Regions from separate parts of the Homo sapiens genome. Here region 1 is linked to region 2. A link is a loop called in an ENCODE intact Hi-C map of the cell type or tissue named here. Cell type or tissue: spleen. All regions are shown on one strand. Links, peaks and the distances in the headings refer to the core of each region. The heading gives the core; the rest is flanking DNA. Region 1 has its middle 15 kb from the start of PPP2R2D. Region 2 overlaps JAKMIP3 (Janus kinase and microtubule interacting protein 3).

Region 1 (10,862 bases), core at 963-8,962, 240 kb after region 2:
AGCTCCTGCTCCCCTATGTGGGTGAGGACTGAACTCAGCCTGCCTGTGTGTGTCTGTGTCCATATGTGTCCCTGTTGGGGCGTGCGCCTCTGTGAGTGTATCTGTCTCCGTGTGTGTCTATCTCTGTGAGTGTGTCTCTGTGTGTCTACTGTGTGTGTCTCTGTTTGTGTGTGTGTCTGTATGTCTCTGTGTCTGTGTGTGTGTGTCTCTGTATATCTCTGTGTGTGTATCTCTGTGTGTCTGTCTCTGCGTCTCTGTCTCTGTGTGTCTCTGTGTGTCCATCTCTGTGTATATCCCTGTGCGTGTGTCTCTGTGTGTGTCTGTCTGTGTGTCTGTGTCTGTGTGTGTGTCTCTGTGTGTCTGTGTCTCTGTGTGTGTGTCTCTGTGTGTCTGTCTGTGTGTGTGTCTGTGTGTATGTCTCTGTGTCTCTGTCTCTGTGTGTGTCTCTGTGTGTCTCTGTCTCTGTCTGTGTGTGTGTCTGTGTGTATATCTCTGTGTGTGTCTGTCTCAGTGTGTATCTATCTCTGTGTGTCTGTGTCTGTGTGTGTGTGTCTGTGTGTGTCTGTCTCTGTTTGTGTGTCTCTGTGTATATCTCTGTCTGTGTCTATCTCTGTGTGTGTCTGTCTCTGTGTGTATCTGTCTCTGTGTGTCTGTGTCTGTGTGTGTGTCTGTCTCTGTATCTCTGTCTGTGTCTCTGTCGCTACGTGTGTCTGTCTCTGTGTGTCTCTGTGTATGTGTGTGAGTGTGTAGGCCCTGAAGAGGTCTTGTGGTCACCATGAGGGGCCCCCACCTGAGGGTGAAGAAGGGTGTTGGCAGAGGGCTGGGAGGGTAGATGTGGGTCTGAGAGACGCCAGTGTGGACGCCTGCTAACGGAGAGCCAGAGCCCTCCCCTGTGAGAGACCAACAGAGAGAAAGAGGGACGGGGACCCCAAACCAGTGTGTTTATACAGATTTGACAGAGCTCGGGCCTAATATGAACCCTGAACCCAGTTGTAGAATGGTGCCATGCTTGTTGCCTGATGTTTGCAGACTGAGAAAGACAAACCCCCTGGGTGTGTGTCTCACCAGCACACTAGCTTTGTTCAGTGGGGAGGCCACTTCAGCACCTGCTCCCTAAGGCCTCCCCCAGTGTCCTGGGCCCGGCAGTGAGCGCGGGAGTGATGCAGGGGCACAATGACCCCATGGACGGCTGCAGAAAGAATGGGAAAGACCTGCGTTTCACCCACCTCCATGCGTATGTGAGCCTTGAGGTACAATCATCCCACCGTCAGAGATTTACTCATGTGGCCTCAAACAAAGGAGAAGGCAGTGATGGCTTCTGAGCAGATGGTGCTTTTCCCAAGACGGAGTTGACAGGATCTTAGAGCATGTCTGGGATTTTAGTTACTCCAGGCAAGGGAACCCGCACGTGGATCTCAGAATTGTGAATATACTAGTGTAAATCTAGGGTAAAGGTTGTTGACATTTTTTAAACCAAGATGATACCCTAATTGTTTTTTAATTTTTCAAATAATTATTTTTATTTTGTTTTAGAGAAGGAGTCTTGCTCTGTCACCCTGGCTGAAGTGCAGTGGGATGATCATAGCTTACTGCAGCTTTGAACTCCTGGCCTCAAGTTATCATCCTCCCTCAGCCTCCCAAATAGCTCGGACTACAGGTGTACGCCACCATGTCCGGCTCCTAATTGCTTTTTAAAATTAATGGACTTTATTTTCTAGAGAAGCTTTAGGTTTACAGAAATTGAGCAGATGGTACAGAGAGTTTCCATATACCCCCTTCCTCCACACACAGATACAAATTCTGCTATTAGTCATGTTTTGTACTAGTGTAACTAGTAATTATTGACATTAACTACAATTGATGAACTGCTATTATTGATATCTTGTTATTAACTAAAGTTCATAGTGCACATAAGCGGCCACTCTTTGTGTTGTATAGTTTCATGAGTTTTCACAAATGCATCATGTCATGTATTCACCATTATAGTATCATATAAAACCGTTTCATGGCTGAGCATGGTGGTTCACACCTGTAATCCCAGCACTTTGGGAGGCTGAGGCAGGAGGATTGCTTGATCCCAGGAGTTTGAGACCAGCCTGGGCAGCATAAGAAAGGAAAACTTAGCTAGGCATGGTGGTATGCACCTGTAGTCTTAGCTACCCAGGAGGCTGAGGCGGGAGGATTGCTTGAGCCTCTTAGCTACCCAGGAGGCTGAGGTGGGAGGATTGCTTGAGCCTCTTAGCTACCCAGGAGGCTGAGGTGGGAGGATTGCTTGAGCCTGGGAGGTCAAAGCTGCAGTGAGCCATGACTGCATTACTGTGCTCCAGCCTGGATGACAGAATGAAACCCTGTCTCAAAAAAAAAAAATCATTTTACTGTCCTAAAAATAGCCTGTGCTCCACCCATTCGTCCCTCCCTGCCCCCAACAACCCCTGGCAACCATTGCTCTTTGTATTGTCTTTATAGTTTTGCCTGGAATGTCATGTAGTTGGCTTCATATAGCCTGTGGCCATTCCAGATTGGCTTCTTTTAATTAGTAATAGACGTTGAAGACTCCTCCAGGTCTTTTCACAGCTTGATGACTCATTGTTTCTATTGTTGAATAGTATCCCACTGTATGACGCACCACGGTTTTTTGATCCATTCACCTTTTGGAGGACACCTTCGTAATTTCGACTTTTGGCAATTGTAAGTGAAGTTGCTATAAACATTCATTTCAGGTTTTTGCATGGACATGTTTCCAACTCATCTGGAATAATTCCTAGGGGTGTGGGTGCTGGATCCTATGGTAAGAGTGTGTTTAGCATTGTAAGAAACTGACAAACTGTCTTTCAAATTGGCTGCACTATTTTACATCCCCACCAGCAATTAATGAGAGTTCCTGTTGCTCTTCATCCTTACTAACATTTGATATTGTCAAATTTAAAGTTTAGCCATTCTAATAGGCATGCAGTGGTATCTCATTGTTGTTTTATTTTATTTTATTTTTTTGAGACAGAGTATTGCTCTGTTTCCCAGGTTGGAGTGCAGTGGCATGATCTTGGCCCACTGCAACCTCCACCTCCGGGGTTCAAGTGATTCTCCTGCCTCAGCCTCCCAAGTAGCTGGGATTACAGGTGGGAGGCCACCACGCACAGCTAATTTTTGTATTTTTAGTGGAGATGGAGTTACACCATGTTGGCCAGGCTGATCTCGAACTCCTGGCCTCAAGTGATCCACCCGCCTTGGCTTCCCAAAGTGCTGGGATTACAGGTGTGAGCCACAGCACCCGGCCTGTTGTTTTGATTTTCAATTACTTAATTATGTATGATGCTGAGTATCTTTTCATATGTTTATTTGCCATGTGTATATCTTCATTTGTGAGGTTCAGATCTGTTGCCCATTTCAAAATTGGGTTGTTTGTGTTCTTACGGTTACATTTTAAGAGTTCTTTGTATATTTTGGATACAATCTTTTATAAGGTATGTGTTTTGCCAGTTCTTTTCCAGTATGTGGCTTATCTTTTCATTCTCTTAACAATGTCTTTCATGGAGCAGAAATATTTAATTTTAATGAAGTCCAACTTATCATATTTTTCTTTTATGGCTTATGCCTTTGGTGTTGTATCTAAAAACTCGTCTCCAAATCAAAAGTCACTAAAATATTCTTCTATGTAATCTTGGGGGAGTTTTATTGTTTTGCATTTCACATACAGGTCTATGATCTATTTTACACTTATTATAGCTGAAAGGCCAAGAAGCAGTCAGGTCTATGATCCATTTTATTTATTTATTTATTTTTGAGACAGAGTCTGGCCCTGTTGCCCAGGCTGGAGAGCAGTGGCATGATCTTGGCTCACTGCAACCTCTGCCACCCAGGCTCAAGCGATTCATGTGTCTCAGCCTCCCGAATAGCTGGGATTACAGGTGTGTGCCACCACACCCGGCTAATTTTTGTCTTGTTAGTAGAGATGGGTCTCACCATGTTGCCCAGGCTGGGCTTAAACTCCTGCCCTCAAGAGATCTGCCCACCTCGGCCTTCCAAAGTACTGGGATTACAGGCGTGAGCCATGACGCCCAGCCTAAGAGGTTTTGTTTTTGTTTTTTTTTTTGTTTTAGAAATAATTCACAGGTGGGGATAACTTCATTTCAAAAATAAAAATATCAGCTTTATGATATTCCAAAACATGGTTTTGTTCTCTAGATTATACAAATCAGGCAGCTCTAAGGCAGTTCTGAGCCTAAATATCAGCAGAAGGCACAGAACGGAAGGCATAGACTCTGTTCGAAGTGTCTGGTAATTTCCCTTCACTGGGAGCCTATTTGAATTCAAATTATGCACAATAAGTGTCAAGTCTTCCCCCATTTATCTGAGTAACTTAAAAATCCTGTGCAGTGAAACAAGATCTCTGTACATCAAAGTCCCCTTAACCATGTGAATCTTCTCACGTTCTCATGGGAGGAAGTGCCAAGTTGACTGATAAGATGACTTTCTGCTTGCTCCAGAAAGAAAGGCTCCTCCACTCCCAGAAGACGCAGCGTGGGCCTTTGTCTCTTCCCTTCTCCCGCCACCGGCTCGGATCCGCCTTCTCCCTGGGAAACCATCATGGCACTCAGCACTTTGCTGTCTGCCGAGTGGGTCACCTCCTGAGACGTGCCACTGACAGGGCAGTACACCATTAAGAGGGGTGACTCATTCTCAGGGGTCCGGTACTGAGTCTTCTGTCAATACATTCAAACAAAAGGCGTTATAAAACCAACTGAAAACAAGAAATTCTAGAATGTGCCCTTTCCAACTTGACCCACGCATGCTGGTTCAGGGAGCACTTCAAGTCCTCTGAGCTCTAAAAATAAGCCTCAGTGAGTGTCCATGAGCCTGGGGGTGTAAGACCAAGACCCTGGCTCCTTGGGATCACGGTGGATGGGAGTATAACTGGAGATGCATTGGCCCCAGGCGGCCCACCAGAAGCAGGGTGGACAGATAGCTGGGTGGAGCTGGGGCAGGGCCACCACCCTCCTGGCCAGGCTGGGGCTGGGCACTGGGAATCTAAGTCATGGTATTCCCAGCCCAGCTTTAATTCGAGGACCCCGCGTGCATTTCCAGCCTCTCCGGGTTTGTTTGCTCATCCTTGATAAGTCACAGTTCTTGCTCTGCTGACCTACCTGCCATAAAGAGTTATGAGGCCAAAAGAAAATAAATGAAAGCTCTCTGAACACTGGTGACGTGCTTCCTACCTGTGAAATGCTCTTACTGTGAATCTTTGCAGAGCTGGGAAATCATTTTCTGGGCCCAGCTCTTACTGTCGAAGTACAAACAACCTGAGAAACACTGCAGACCCGCAATCCTGCCAGCTGAGCCCAGGCCTGCAGATACACACCCTGCAGAGCGCAACCCTCCGGCCCTGGGCGCCTCCCAGCCAGGGCGCGGCTGCCCTCTGCTGCCTCCTGCTGGCCGAGTGTGAGCAGCCCCTCAGCGCAGACTTTCCTTCCAGTCTGGCAGGTTTAGCCCCAGCGGGAGGCGGCATCACCCCAGTTCCTACAAACGACCTCGGGAATGGAAAGCGCACCCGGGCCGAGGCCCGCGCTCCTGCCCGTGCTGACCATGTGGACACCCAGGGACTTGGGGCAGGGCGCGGAGGCTGCCTGGATGTGTGGCGCAGGCGCCTGCGTGGAAACACCAAGTCCAGAAACCCTGGCTCTGGCGTGGGCCGCAGCAGGTGTCTGTGTCCCCCCCAGCAGGTGTCCGTCCCTCCCCAGCAGGTGTCTGTCCCTCCTCAGCAGGTGTCTGTCCCTCCCCAGCAGGTGTCTGTGTCCCCCCAGCAGGTGTCCGTCCCTCCCCAGCAGGTGTCCGTCCCTCCCCAGCAGGTGTCCATCCCTCCCCAGCAGGTGTCTGTCCCTCCCCAGCAGGTGTCTGTCCCTCCCCAGCAGGTGTCTGTGTTCCCCCAGCAGGTGTCCGTCCCTCCCCAGCAGGTGTCTGTCCCTCTCCAGCAGGTGTCTGTCCCTCCCCAGCAGGTGTCTGTGTCCCCCCAGCAGGTGTCCGTCCCTCCCCAGCAGGTGTCTGTCCCTCCCCAGCAGGTGTCTGTCCCTCTCCAGCAGGTGTCTGTGTCCCCCCCAGCAGGTGTCCGTCCCTCCCTAGCAGGTGTCTGTCCCTCCCCAGCAGGTGTCTGTCCCTCTCCAGCAGGTGTCTGTCCCTCCCCAGCAGGTATCTGTGTCCCCCCAGCAGGTGTCCGTCCCTCCCCAGCAGGTGTCTGTCCCTCCCCAGCAGGTGTCTGTCCCTCTCCAGCAGGTGTCCGTGTCCCCCCAGCAGGTGTCCGTCCCTCCCCAGCAGGTGTCCGTCCCTCCCCAGCAGGTGTCCGTCCCTCTCCAGCAGGTGTCCGTCCCTCCCCAGGAGGTGTCCGTCCCTCTCCAGCAGGTGTCCGTCCCTCCCCAGCAGGTGTCTGTCCCTCCCCAGCAGGTGTCCGTGTCCCCCCAGCAGGTGTCCGTCCCTCCCCAGCAGGTGTCCGTCCCTCCCCAGCAGGTGTCTGTCCCTCTCCAGCAGGTGTCTGTCCCTCCCCAGCAGGTGTCTGTGTCCCCCCCAGCAGGTGTCCGTCCCTCCCCAGCAGGTGTCTGTCCCTCCCCAGCAGGTGTCTGTCCCTCTCCAGCAGGTGTCTGTGTCCCCCCCCCAGCAGGTGTCCGTCCCTCCCCAGCAGGTGTCTGTGTCCCCCCAGCAGGTGTCTGTCCCTCCCCAGCAGGTGTCTGTGCCCCCCCAGCAGGTGTCTGTCCCTCCCCAGCAGGTGTCTGTCCCTCCCCAGCAGGTGTCTGTGCCCCCCCAGCAGGTGTCTGTGCCTCCCTCCCAAGGCAGGTGTCTGTCCCTCTCCAGCAGGTGTCTGTGCCCCCCCAGCAGGTGTCTGTCCCTCCCCAGCAGGTGTCTGTGCCCCCCCAGCAGGTGTCTGTGACTCCCTCCCAAGGCAGGTGTCTGTGACCCCAGAGCAAGTGGCCAGTGCCTTTCCTGGCAGGCCTCACCAGGAATTCTTCTGTCCCTTTGAGCTTCTCCGTAGGAAGCCAGTGGCACTGCCTGACCTCTTTTCTGCCAGTACCACTGTTTCCTAAGGTGAGTGCCCTGGGGTGAGTTTTTCTGGGGTGAGATCTCCTAGCGTAGGTGCCTCTGGGGTGAGCATTCCTGGGATGAGTTCTCCTTGGGTCAACGCTTCTGAGGTGAATGCTCCTGGGGTGGGTGCCCCTGGTCCAGGAGCCCAGTGTTTGCCACACACTTCCTCACCCCTTGGAGAAGGCTCTGAAGAAGCTGGGCGTTCAGTAGGAGAGACATGGGTGAACCAGGGAAGGGACAGGGAACCCAGCAGGTACATCACAGCCGGGTGAGCATGGTCACACTACACACACCACAAAACAACATAGACACCCCACACAACACACAACACGCCACACACACCACAAAACCACACACACACCCCACACAACACACACACATGCCACACACACCACAAAACCACACACACACCCCACACAACACACACACATGCCACACACACCACAAAACCACACACACACCCCACACAACACACACACACGCCACACACACCACAAAACCACACACACACACCCCACACAACACACACACCCCCACACAACACACACACACGCCACACACACCACAAAACCACACACACACACCACACAACACACACACGCCACACACACCACAAAACCACACACACACCACACAACACACACCACAAAACCACACACACAACACACACACACACACGCCACACACACCACAAAACCACACACACACCACAAACACACACACACACGCCACATACACCACACGACCACACACATCACACACCACACACCACAAAGACCACACGCAAAACACAACCACACATACACCACAAAACCTCACACACAAAAACACAACCACATACACTCACCACACACACATCACCGCATACACCACACACACACCAAAGCACACACCACATGCACCACACACCACACACATACCACATACTACACACACGGCACACACACACACAAAACCACACACAAAACACAAACACACACATACCACATTCCCACCATACATCACACACACACCACACAAGCACACATCACATGCACCACACTCCACACACACCACACACACATTACATATGCCACACACACCCACATTTCACACGCCATGCACACCACAAAACCACACAGAAAACACAAACACACATACACCATAAAACCACACACACAAAACCCACCATACACACTACACATGCACCACACACACAGATGCACACCACACATCACATAGCACATACACACCCCACACATCACAGCCCTCCCACATACACACACCACACATACTGAAAACTATACACACACACACACTACACACACACGGCACACATCACACTCCCCACCACACACTGCACGTGTGCACACACACACACTCACATACACCACAACACTCAAAGGCGTGGGCTGGTGCCAATGTGCCAACCCCACAGGTGCCTGCCCCCTGGGATGAGTGTGCCCTGGAAGGAGGCGGTCAGGGAGATATGGGTGGGCACCCCTGCGACTCTGCACAGTGTTTGGGGCTGCCAGGGGCTGGCGGGGGAATGGGGAGCAGGATCCTGGCTGGGCCCTCCAGCCCCCCACTGACTTTTCAGGCCATCTTGGCCATTTCTAGCAGGGTCCATGTGGCGTGGCTACAGGTTTTGGGCCACTCACCATGCCGGGCATGGCCAACTCACTGCCCTCCAGCCTCAGGGAATGCTCCAAGAAGTGGTCTGCAGGGAGCCCTCGTTTTTCCTGTCATCAGACCAGACAGATGTAGCCCGTGTGGTACTTGGTGTGCATGGTGCTTGGTGAGTGTGGTATTTGGTGAGCATGGTACTTGGTGTGCATAGTACTTGGTGAGCCTGGTACTTGGCATGCATGGTACTTGGTGAGTGTGGTACTTGGTGAGCCTGGTACTTGGTGTGCATAGTACTTGGTGAATATGATACTTGGTGTGCATGGTATTTGGTGAGAGTGATACTTTGTGTGCATGGTACTTGGTGAGTGTGATACTTGGTGTGCCTGGTACTTGGTGAGTATGGTACTTGGTGTGCATGGCACTTGGTGAACATGGTACTTGGTGTGCATGGTATTTGGTGAGTGTGGTACTTGGTGAGCATGGTACTTGGTGAGTGTGGTACTTGGTGTGCATGGCACTTGGTGAGCATGGTACTTGGTAAGCGTGGTACTTGGTGTGCCTGGTACTTGGCATGCGTGGTACTTGGTGTGCAGCCACCTCGGGGAGTAGCCTTGCACCCACTCCACAGGGACAGGCCTCTCTTCTGCCAGCCTTGGACTGGGCTGGATGTGGAGGAAGTCTGCTGTATCTTACAGCAACGATTCTTCCCATTGAGGGGAGAGGCCATTTCTCTTACTGTCTCCTGTCTCCAAAGAAAAGGAGGAAGTTAGAACTGAAAAATAACAGACTGATCAGCGCCACTGGCCAGGCCTGAAGGTTAAAGATCAACCCTCACCCTAAATCACTTGTGCTATCTATAGATCACAGACAATGGCATGGAGAAATGCTCGCCTTGCTTACCCCCACCTAGTCACGTACCCCATGCTTGCTCAATCTATCATGACCCTGTCACGTGGACCCCTTAGAGTTATAAGCCCTTAAAAGGGCCAGGAACTCTTTCTTTGGAGCTCAGTTCTTGAGACGCAAGTCTGCCGATGCTCCTGGCTGAATAAAGCCACTTCCTTCTTTAACCCGGTGTCTGAGGGGTTTTGTCTACGGCTCGTCCTGCTACACCACGATGTCCAGTGTCGGGGGGGGCATTGATTTCTCTGTTCTCTGGTGGATGTGGAGCTGTGTGAGGGTGGAGACCCCTTCCTACCATGGTGGTCTCCAGTCCTAAGCCCAGGGCTCAAAGCATGGTGTGGAGGAGGTGATGTTTGATATGGGGCAAGTGTCCCTGGTCATTCAGTCTCAGGATGTTTCCCCCCACCCTGTAACCAGGAAGCTCCCCAGTGCTTTAGAAGGTGGCTGCAAAGTTGCCCAGGGCAGGGCCGGCCTCTGCTCCACCAGAGCAGGGCTCAAGGAGGGAGAAGAGGAGCCTGGACCCAGTGTGGCCTCCCAGGGGATGTGGGCAGCCTCAGGGAGCGAGTATGGGGTGGGGCTGCGCTTCCAGGGAAAGCTGATTGGCCAGAGGCCTCCTGGTCCTCACTCTCTGCTGCCTCAGAGGGGAGGGAGATGATGGCCTTCTCTTCTCCTGCGCAGCCTCTCCCTGTTACTAGTACCCCCCCGAGTGATAGAAGCCCCCTGCAAACTAGCTGGGCCACTCTTGGGCAGAACCCACGTCAGCCTGATCTGACCTCTTCCCAGGATTTCTGACGGGACCTGGTAGGGGAGGATTTGGGTCATGAGGCTGTTGAGACATAAAGCCCAGTGTTGCCTGGAGCTGTTTCCCGGCTCCAGGCAACGTTGAGGGTGGGGGGTCAGAGGGAAGCAGAGAGATGGGTCAGAGTGAGAAATGCCCTGAGCCCAGGCAGGGATGGAATCAGCTCAGCCAGTGGGGCCGGAGAGTGCCGGAGCCCCCAGGATCCTGAGAGGACAGCGATGGTGTTAGCGGTGGGGAGGACCTCGCGGGCCTGGAGTGGAGACCTTGGCTTCCAGGACTCTGCCTGTGTGGGGGAGGACTACACTTTGGTCATCTGTGTCTCAGCCTGGGATGCTCTGGGGCCTGCCCAGGCCACTCCCTCACCCCATGCCCATGCCTGAGGCCAGAAGGAGGGTCAGTGGACCCAGGCAGCCCCCACCCATCAGCACCTGGGTCAGCCCCTGGGCCCCACCCTGCCTGCCTCCAGGGCTTTGGCCACGTGGACCTA
Region 2 (10,862 bases), core at 1,545-9,544:
GAGGCCAGACTCCAGCAGAAGGCCTGGCCACCCGCCCGGGACCGGCTGTCATGCTAAATCTTGCGTGGAGAAGGGAGGAGATGCTGCCTGGAGCTCGGGTGCGACCGTGGCCCCGTGGAGCCCCCCACCCCCTCACCATTTCTATGTTCTCCTGGGTGACAAATTTTAACTTGTTTTCCATTCGGCGTAAAGCATGAGACAAATCCTCGTTCTTCCGACTGAGGCGCTTGTTTTTATCCAGCAGAGGCTTGTACTGACTCTCAGCTTCTCTTACGCGCTTCAACTGAAAGACAACGCACTATGTGATTGTTCTTTAAGTGACGGAGAACCAGCAGGTCTCCACGCAGAGTCGGCTGACTGACCACAGCTTGGGCTGCAACAACGCAGTCCCCAGCCCTCTACTTGGGAAGTCCACGCCTCCAAGTGGTGCCCACTGGCCCAGCGCCCGGGTGAACCCACTTGCCCAGAGCACTGGTGAACCTGCTCGTCCAGTGCCCAGGTGAACCCGCTCGCCCGGTGCCCTAGTGAACCCAAGCTCAGGGCTGGGCTCGGCGTCCCCGGGGGTGAGTCCCGTCCCATTGACAGATGGGGATGAAGATGAAGACCAGCAGTCTGGGGCCAGCGCTTTGTCTTGCCAAGAAGGGCTGTGGTAAAACCACCCAGCCTACTGGACCCTTGCAGACACGTGACAGCTCACGCACCCTCCGGGATATCGAGTTACCTGGAAATCTCAGTGGCTATAAGGACCAATGGCAACAGCCCCACTGAGAGGCCGCGTCTGCACATCCCAGATCACCTGCAGAACAGAGGCGGCTTCTGCCCCCACTAACGCAGAGCAGGGGTTAGTCAACCAGCCCTTGAGGGGCAAATGTGACCCCTACCTGTTTTTGCTAATAAAGTTCAACTGGAACACAGTCAGGAGACTTCGACGCAAGGCCGGTCCTTGCAACCACCACTCCTTTACGCAAGGAATTTTGAAAGTGGATGCCCCCCAGGTCCCCAGCTCCGCAGTCACAAACCCCCAGGAGCCAGAAGCCCCCGCCCGCGCTCACCAGCTCATTCCTCTCTTCCGACAGCAATGCATTGCGGTCCTCCAGTTTGCGGATAATCGCACTTAACTCCGCGATTTTAAGCTGGAAGCGCCGGGCATCTTTTTCATCCAACTGCTGTTCCTAAAACAAAAATCAACTGCAAATAACGGTTCCTACCCACAAGCCTGGGAAGCCTTTGCAAATCCCAGCACGCTACGGGAACAAAAACGCTGCCGTGGGACGCGCGCCTTTACCTCCACGCGGCTGCCGGGAAGGTTCGGAGCCCCCCGGGGAAAGGCACCCAGCCTGGCACTGTGGTTGCCGCAACCGCGTGAGGCAACAGAACCGACGGGCAGAGCGAGACCCTACCTCACACACAACTATTTTAAAATAACATAAAGTAAAATAATGAAAAGGAGCAGACATGTCTAGAAGTATGCAGATGGAGAGGGCGGGGGCGTGCAAATGCAGAAACCGCGAGTGTGGGTGATGCCAGGAGGACGTCTGCCAGCTCCCAGCCCTCTGCCTGGCCCCTGCCGCTGCCCCTTCAGGAGGGTGCGCGCCCCCTGCCCCACGGGGCGGCATTTCTCTGGTACGATGACATGAGCACGGGAAAGACACTTGTGGGAGACTTCCAAAAGAGGTGACCTGCCTCCAATGGGGCTTCTAAAGAGCCGCTTTTGGGACCCCTGGGACTTCACTCAAAAATTGGTGAAAACATTTGAATCCGGTTTCAGATCTCTCTGGAGTGAATGCTGTAGTCTACCACGCACCAGCAGGAGGGGCTGGATCTCATTCAATGAAGCTGTCTGAATGAGATCTTAAAATAATATTTTCTATTCTTGAAATGTCACTGTCCTAGGACCGGCTCAGCTCACACACAGTTTTATCCTCAAAGCGAACAAGCAGCATCCAGGATGGTCCTGGGCCCGACTCGAGTTCCTCATTCAACAGGTGCAGGAGAGGCTCGGGGTCAAAGACCCAGAAGGACCAGCTGGAGGGTCCCTGGACTTCAGATCCCCCAGCGCATCCCAGAACCACGACAGAGGATATGAGTGCGGAGCGGCAGCAAGGAAGCGGGTGGAGCTCAGCCCGGGGTGGTCGGCAGACCCCACACGACAGAGCGGCCCAGGGAGGAGCGCAGAGTGGCATGATCACATGAGAAGCGGGTGGGAGGGTGACTGGTGATGAGAGTGCCGGAAATCACCCTTGAGGGGCCAGCTGGGCACGCGGTGGGCAGGGAGCCGGTGCACCAGCCTTCCCGGGCCAGAGGCAGAGGCCGTGTGCTTGGAGATGGTGGCAGCGCATACCCAGCACAGCCTCCTCCCACCAACCCAGGGCCGGACTCCGGGCCAGCAAGTGCCATGAACTGCAGCAGAAGGGTGATGAGGCCGGGGCCCACGGGAGGGTGACAGGGCCAGAGCTGATGCTATGTAGACAGAAAGGAAGGAGACGAGTCCACCAGCCCTCTGGACCAGAGCCAGAGGAGCTGAGCACCTAGGGCCAGGCTGGGTGGGGAGGTGCCCAGGCAGGAGGGTGCTGCCTCAACTCGGGCTCTGGTCTCCTGGGGGAGTGGCCCATGCAGGGCCATGCAGCCACATGGCCAGGTCTGTCTGTGACACGGGGTGGGCCGGTGGGCCTGGGAGGTGCTTACAGGGCTTCCCGAGTGGTCTGAAGCGTCTCCTGCACCAGCTGCATGAGGAAGTTCCCGTCTGGGGCTGCCCGGGTGCCGGTCGGCCTCTCGGACCTGGGACAGCTGCTCATCTAGAGCCTCTTTTTGGAGCTGCAGTCTCTGAGCATGCCCGGCTTGAACCCCTAACTCTCTCTCCAGCACGAAGACTGCTCTGTCTTTAAATTTTATCTCCTCCATCTACAAGGAGAACAGAACACAATCACACAGGCGGCAGGACACGGATCTGCAGTTACCATAGAAACGGGCGCAGCCCTGCCAGGCTCTGGGCTCTGAGACCGGAAGCAAAAGCGAAGCATCCTGGACTAAGAGCAGGAGCCCGTGGCCCTGGGCTGAGGCACGACACCCGGGCTCCCAGCAGGCCCTGGCTCAGCCGGCTACGCAGAGCTGCTGCCAGCGGGAGACTCCTTCCTGACGGTCCCCGGGCTCTGTGTGCTCAGCAAGGCACCCCATTCCGTGCTGTCCTGCCGGGGCCCTGGGTGCACACAGGGGTGGTACTTTCTAGCAGGGTCAGCAGAAACCACCTCCAGCTCCTGACTCTGCTGTAGGTTGGACAGAGAGGAGGACACCCAAGTTACCCACACTCTGCCAATAGGAAGGTGCCACGGCCAAGTTTCTTCCCTAAACAGGCAGGGGAGACCATGGGGAACAGAAATTCTGGCCTGAAAGCCAGTGCTACCCCTTCCCCAGCCCAGGCCCACTCCCCAGGGGAGGGCTGTGCAACGTAGGGGCACCACTGTGGTCCTTGGACACCGCCCCTCCATGCTTCTGGGCATGGCTACAAAGCTGGGGCCCCGCACAGCTGTCTTCAGGCAGAGCCACACTGCTCATTAATCTGGCTGCGAGCCAAGGCTTTTGGGGTGAGACGGCAGCCCAGGGGTGTGCAGGATGTCTGCCCCACCAGTGGCTGTGAGAGGTCGGCGGCCCTCCCCACCCTCCCTACAACGTGGCGCTTTGTGCTCAACCTATGAAGGGAAGAAGTCCTTCCTTCCGGGGATATGGCAGCCGCTGCCTGCAAGTACCCCGCCCCGCTTCCGGGCAGGAATGTGCCAGCCAGAACGCGGGCACAGCAGACCCGACAGCCCCCGCTCTTCAGACAGACACGCTCGGCACTTTGGGCATCATTTTCCACGGCACTAGATTTATGAAAAGACAAGGTCTTTGGGGATGAACAACTCAGTTTGAAATATATTTTCAAACAACAGAGCAGAATGGGATATCTTGCTGCTTTACCCATTGTTTGAGGTTTAAACAAGCTAATAAATCTGCTATTGCTGAAATTAGCTTGGAAACAAAGAAATGAGATGTCTAATTAGCCTGGATGGAGCAAGTGATGAGCTGAACAGAAGAAAATAAATCCTTAATTGCTAAATCCCCATTTTCTCTGCACACAGCAATGCTGAAAGAGGCAACACAGTCAGTTAGCAGGAATGGGGCCGGTGAAATAAGAGCGTGTCCATCAGCAGCTGTGCCTGCGGCCTGGCATTTACACTCTCAGACTCAAACAAGATTTTCTTTTATCAGGAGCCCCCACCTTGCTCACGGTGGGCTGTTTCCAGCAGCAGGCAGGGCAGGATTCGGGGGCTTCCCATGCCTGTGCAGGCGCCGCACCCCACCCTGCACTTCTTCCCATGGGGCTGTGGGTGGGGGGCGGCACACCTGTCTCCTGTCCCACCTGCACCCACACAGACACCCGGGGGAAGAGCCCTCCCAGCGGGTTCCGGACTGAGAGGGCTCCCAGGACACGGGACGTTCAAAGCTGAAACAGGCGTCCTGGTGCACCAGGCTGCAAGCATCACCCCACTGCCAGCATCTTCCACTGGGACGAATGCTATGGCTTCCAAACGGCCGCCCTGTGTCCTCTCCTGTGCCTACCCAAGCTGCTCCACTCACAACCCTAGAGTCAGCTCCACAAACAAGAGTCAGAGGCTGTCATAAAACATCCTACCCCGGCACTAAGAACAGGATCCACAACACTTGCTGGAGCCCCCGGGTGCCCCAGAGCTCCCATCTCCCCGGGCCCGACACCCTCACCCCTTAGGTACCCTGTCTCTCAGGCCCCCATACCCTCACCCCATAAGCTCCCATCTCCCCTGGGCCTCACACCTGCACCCCAGAGCTCCCATCTCCCACACCCTCACTCGTTAAGTCCTGTGTCTCTCAAGCCCCCACACACTCACCCCATAAGCTCCTATCTCCCCAGCCCCCCACACCCTTACCTCATAAGCTCCCATCTCCCTGCCCCCCGACTCTTCCCCATACTCTTCATCCCCTGAACTCCCGTCTCCCCACAACGCCCCCATACTCCCTCACCCCATGAGCTCCCTCTGTTGCCTTCCCCACCCACCAGGACCTCCTCACTCCCAGCTGCAGAGGATGCCTGGAAACTGGAGAGAAGCCCCTTGAGACGGTACTCTCCAGGACAGGGGGTGTGCAGGCCGACGCTGAGGCTGGAGGAGAGAAGATGCCCCTCCACTCTGCCCGCCCCCGACTTGCCTGCCCCCAAGCATGCCCCGCACAGTGTCTCTCTGCATGGGGCCCCGACATGCAGCATCACAGCCACCTGTGACGGCTGTCCATAGGCAGAACCCTGAGCCCCCCAAGATGAGCATGTAGAACCTCTAGGGTGGAGCCTGGGAAGCTGCATTTCATAAGCCTCCCTGCTGTGAAGCCCACGGACATGATCTCACCACTGCCCCACAGTGCTGAGGCCCCTGCACACATGCGTCTCGCCACAGCCATGAAGCATGCTCACTACACAGGCCACGTCATCACCCCCAGCATGGTCACTGGCAGCTGTGGCTGCTCCCAACCTGGGCTGACCACGCCTCAGTGCCACAGACAGGTGACTGCCTAAGGTGTTGGCAGAGTACCTGCAACCCCCGAGCAGGTCTCCTGACCCAGGGCCCATGGAGCCAGGATCCTTCCAAACACTGGGCCTGTGCAGGGAGCCCTCACGTCTGGCAGGCGTCACTCACACCACCTCTTCCTCCAGAGGAGTCTGCACCTCAGGGGGGCCCTCCCTCCGCATCAACTCTTGGTTCTGTGGGTGGTGACGTGAGCACACGAATGCGCCTTGTGAGACAGAAAAGGCTGCTGCTCCCAGCGGATGTGCTAGAGATAAGGAGATGTGCTTTGTCCTAGCTGGGGCTTGTTTTCCTAGCACAGAGGGTCTTAATGAGAGAAGGAAGGACCTCCATCACCCAGCTCCCAAGAGCTTAGAATGGGTGGGGGAGATGGGAAAAAAATACACAGATGAGATACAGAGCCTGGTCCTATTATTCCCTGTGAGAAAGCAGAGACCTGGGTGGGGGTGCGTTGGAGGTGCTAGAAGAGGCCGCCAAGCCTCCCTCAGCCTCTGGTGGGGTAGGAGAGCTTGTATGATGAGGGGGAAATGTGACATTTTAGGAGCCCAAGCCCCTTGATGTCCCAGAGACACCAGGACTTACTGCATGTCTGGGAATTAACCCTTGGGAATTTTTCTCTAGACAGAATGTCCAGGTCCCCCTCAATCATGGGATAATCTGCCAATACCATGAGAAGGTGGTTCCCAAGCTTGGTGGTCTCGTGCTGGAATCACCTAAGCAGCTTTCTGAAGGAAAAAAAAAAAAAAAAAGGTACTGATGCCCAGAAACTTCTGGTTCCAGACGTGATGGGGTAGTTGGCATTAGACTTACCCTTCTGCGATGAACAAGTCTAGAAGCTGAACAAGATACACAACGCAGGGGCAGGAGAAGGAGAAAAGGAAAGCAGTGCCTGTCAGCACAGGGCCCCGGACACACAGCGTCACAGCCCCTGCGACCGCTGTCCACAGGCAGATCCCTGAGCCTGTAGATCAGTGCCTCTCATCACGGGGCCCCGCCTCCCCTAACGTTTTCCCTGAGGGCGTTCTTGCAACCTCTCTCCTGGGAAACAGAGCCCGAGCTGCAGAGGCCTCTTCTGTTGCAGGACACTAAGATCAGAATTTGGTTGGGGCTGCCACAGCAGCTGGGATTTGGAGAGCAGAGGAGGGAATGGCAGAAAAGGAATGCCAAAGATCTGACTAAGGATTCCCTCAGGTCCCTGGTCCACTGCTAAGCTGTACGTGTGCAAGGCAGGACTCCCAGAGGCCTTGCAGGAAACAGTTCCTGAGAGTCCGAATGGTAAGTAGAAATGTAAGTGGCTGCACATGGCTGTCGAGACACTGCAATTCAAGCCCAGACAGAATAGAAGATCATAGTGAATTCTCTAGACCCTGGCTACACTCCAGGGGCAGGACAATGTCCTAGGATTTTAAAACTTCATATTAAGAGAAAACTAACAGACCTTCCCTAACAAAGCCTGAAACCACACCTCAAAAGGATCCAGGTAGTCTGCTGGTCAGTACTTGTCTGCTTGAACAAAACTCAACATTCTCTAGACAACAATAACATAATGCGCAGCCTCACAACACATCACCCACAGTGCCAAGAATATAATGAAAATCATTAGACACGTGAAGAAGCAGGGAAAAATAACCAATAACGAAGCTAAGTCTGTGGCAGCACATCAACAGATGACTAGAGTTAGCCAACAAGAACTTAAAAAATAATTGTGATTGATAGAAACAGACCCAGAGATGATGAGGATATTGAAGTAAGCCGATAGGAACTTTTTAAATCATTGTAATTAACTCACTAAAAATAATGTAATTAAAACTTTATATTTTTCTAATAGAGATAGAAAATGAATAAAATGCAGTAATTCAAATGAGAATTAGGATCTATTTTAAAAAAGAAGTAGGCACTCAAATCCTACATACAAGGTCTAAAATTAGAAATTCATTACAAAGGTTTAAAAGCAGACTGGACACAGTAAAATCACAAACCCAAGATAAAATGATAGAAAATATCCAATCAAAGCACAAAAGGAAAAAATAGAAAAATAAAACAGAATAGAGCTCAAGAAAAATGTAAGGTATAGTCAAAGTGTCTAACATACATGTTATTGGAATCCCAGAAAGAGAAAGGAGGAGAAGTAATATTTGACTAAATAATGGTCCAGAATTTTCCATATCTGGTAAAAGACATCCCTTCAGATTCAAGAAGCTCAGCTGTCTCCAAGCAGTATTTTTTTAAAATTACAAAAACACACCTAGACACATCATACTGAAACTGATGAAAACCAGAGTTAAAGAGAATATCTTAAAAGTAGACAGGAAAAAAGACACATTGCCTGAAGGAACAATTCTAAGAGTGATGGCTGGCTTTTCAACGGAAACTAACAAAATCAGAGGACACTGGCAGGACATCTCTTGAGTGTTAAGAAAAACGCCTGACAATGTGAGAGTTCCAGGTTCAATGAATACATCCTTGGAAATGAAGGCAAGTCAAGATGTCCTTAGACAAAAGTAGAGAGCGTCCTTTGTTAATACACCCACAATGCAAATAATTCTAAAGGGAATCTTTCAGGCCGAAGGGAAAAGACTGCAGATAAGAAATTGTAAAGATATAAATATAAAAGACCATTGGCTGCTTATGGGAACAGCAAAAGCCATTTCTTTGGGGGCTTATGATATGTGTCAAAGTAAAATATATGACAATCATAGGAGAAGTGGGTAAATGGAGTTGACCTATTGCCTTATAAGGTACTTGTATTTTGGTTATACGGCAAAATTACTAATTTATGATAGAATGTAGTTAAGGATACATATTAATATTTCTCTGTAACTACTAATGGAATAACACTAAATGTTGACAAAAAAGGAGATAATCCCATACAATGATTGGATAACCCCATGGGATAACCCCATCCAAGGCAAGGAGTAGAGAGAGGCAAGACGAGGGAGGGAGGGAAAAAAAAGGAACAGGGGGATGAGAGTAAAAAACAGCGAGAGAAGAACACAAATTCTCAGCATCAGCAATGAAACAGGAGACAGTGAATGGATAACAAGAAGCTCCGATGAAAAGTCTAGCAAGCAGTGAGGTGCCATGGCTCACGCCTGTAATCCCAGCACTTTGGAAGGCTGAGGCGGGTGGATCAACTGAGGTCAGGAGTTCGAGACCAGCCTGGCCAACATGGTGAAACCCCGTCTCTACTAAAACACACACACACGCACACACACACACACACACACACACAAAATTAGCCAGGCATGGTGGCGCACACCTGTAATCCCAGCTACTTGGGAGGCTGAGGCAGGAGAATCGCTTGAACCCAGGAGGCAGAGTTGCAGTGAACCAAGATGGCACCATTGCACTCTAGCCTGGGCAACAGAGTGAGAAACCATCTCGAAAAAAAAAAAAAAAAGAAAAGTCTAATGTCAATAAGTGGGAAGATGTGTATTAACTGAATATACTCCTTGAAGAATCTATTTTACCAAACTTAACATAAAAATAAACATAAAATCTGAACTTTATATTTATTAAATACATTTAATTCATAATTTAAAAATATATCACAAAACTCCTGACCCAAATAGCTTCACTGGTGAATTTTCCAAACACTTAAGGAAGAAATATACTTACGTTGAACAAACTCATTGAGAGAATAGAAAAAGGAGAATAGTTCCAAAATCATTTTATGAGGCCAGCCAAATCTAGATACCATAACTTGGCAAGGACATTATAAAAAGTGGGAAAAAATCCTAAATCCAGTGTATACTTATATATAAAATAGACAATATATCATGGCCCAGTAAAATTTATTCCAAAAATACAATGCTTATTTTATACTTAAAAGCCAATTAACGTGTCATCTCATCAACAGAATAAAGAAAAAAACACATGATCATTTTGATTTATGCATAAAAAGCATTTGACAGAATTCCATAACCATTCATGAAAAAAATGCTTAGCAAAGTAGGAATACGAGGGAATTTTCTTAATCTGATGAAGAGTATTGCTGGCTGGACACAGTGGCTCACACCTGTAATCACAGTACTTTAGGAGAGTGCAATGGCTCACACCTGTAATCACAGTACTTTGGGAGGATCAGTTGAGCCAGGAGTTCACGACCAGCCTGGGCAACAAAGCGAGACCCTGTCTCTACAACAAATTTAAAACTTAGCCAGGTACGGCAGCATGTGCCTGTAGTCCCAGCTACTCAGGAGGCTGAGGTAGGAGGATCACTTGAGCCTGGGAGGTCAAGGCTGCAGTTAGCTGTGATCTTACCACTGCACTCCAGCCTGGGTGACAGAGCGAGACCGTGTCCAGGAAAAAAAAAAAAAAAAGTATTGCCAAAAAACCCACCAAAAACAAAACCAAAACCAACCAACCAACCTGCAGCTAACATCACAGTCGGTGAAATGAATATTTGATACTTTCACCTGCAGCTGGGAATTAGGACAGGAGGTGGTCACTCTCAACACTTCTCTGTTCAAAGTTACACTGCAGGCCTTCACAGTGCATTAAGGCAAAGGAGAAAACAAAAGGTATGAGCTTGGAAAGGAAGACTTAAACTGTCTTCGGGATGAGGTATGGTGGCTCACTCCTGTCATCCCAGCACTTTGGGACGTGAGGCGGGAGGACTGCGTGAGCCCATGAGTTTACGGCTGCAGTGAGATACGATCATGAGAACTTATCTCTCAAAAAACAACCCCCAAAACTGTCTTTGTTCACATACAACATTATGTACATGGAAAATATTTTTGAAATATACAAACAAGCTGTTAGAATTAATAAGTGAATTTAGCAAGGCTGCAGGTTAGAAGATCGATATAAAAATCAATTGTATTTCTGTATAGCAGCGAAAAATAATTGGAAAGTAATATTTTAAAATGTGAAAAGCAGACCATTTATAATAGCATGAAACGTTAAATATTTAGGAATAATTATAATAATGATATGTAAGACCTCTACACTGAAATTTACAAAACATGGCTGAGAGAAGAGAAAAATCTAACAGTAAATACACCAGGTTCATTAAGGTTCAAGGTGCCAGTTTTTCTGTGGAAACTGACAAGCTGATTTAAGTTTCATACAGAAAAGCGGTAACAATCTTGAAGAAGGGAAAGAAGGAAGTTGTAGAACTTAGACGACGAGATGTCAGGATGTGCTTTAGAGTGTCGGAACTAAGACGTGGTACTAACGCCGCAAGGCGGAGCACCAGACCAGCAGAACGTAACGGGGCCTGGAAAGAGACCCGCGTCTGTGGGCTCACTTGATGCACGACCAAAGTGCTAT

What was found. Peaks named below come from ENCODE experiments on the same cell type or tissue, not always from the same donor. Only the 100,000 strongest peaks of a DNase experiment are listed, where the experiment ranks them.
Region 1: a loop joins it to region 2, with 4 times the contacts of the local background. A loop is called at or near these places in 73 of 110 quality-filtered maps.

The regions. Positions count from the first base shown.
Region 1 is chr10:131,880,095-131,890,956 of GRCh38, reverse strand. No RefSeq gene overlaps it. Among named protein-coding and RNA genes, the nearest start is that of PPP2R2D, 15 kb to the left of the region's middle. In spleen, for the core only: a CTCF peak has its summit at 5,453 (motif pointing left); DNase peaks (open chromatin) are centred at 4,946, 5,426 and 7,096; H3K27me3 peaks cover 3,184 bases.
Region 2 is chr10:132,125,351-132,136,212 of GRCh38, reverse strand. It overlaps JAKMIP3 (Janus kinase and microtubule interacting protein 3), which reads right to left. Exons shown (of 24, transcript NM_001323087.2): 4 at 2,686-2,901; 5 at 1,053-1,172; 6 at 137-283. Among named protein-coding and RNA genes, the nearest start is that of JAKMIP3-AS1, 56 kb to the left of the region's middle. In spleen, for the core only: no CTCF peak of the experiment used is centred there; DNase peaks (open chromatin) are centred at 2,722, 3,392, 3,572, 5,602 and 4 weaker places; H3K27me3 peaks cover 5,045 bases.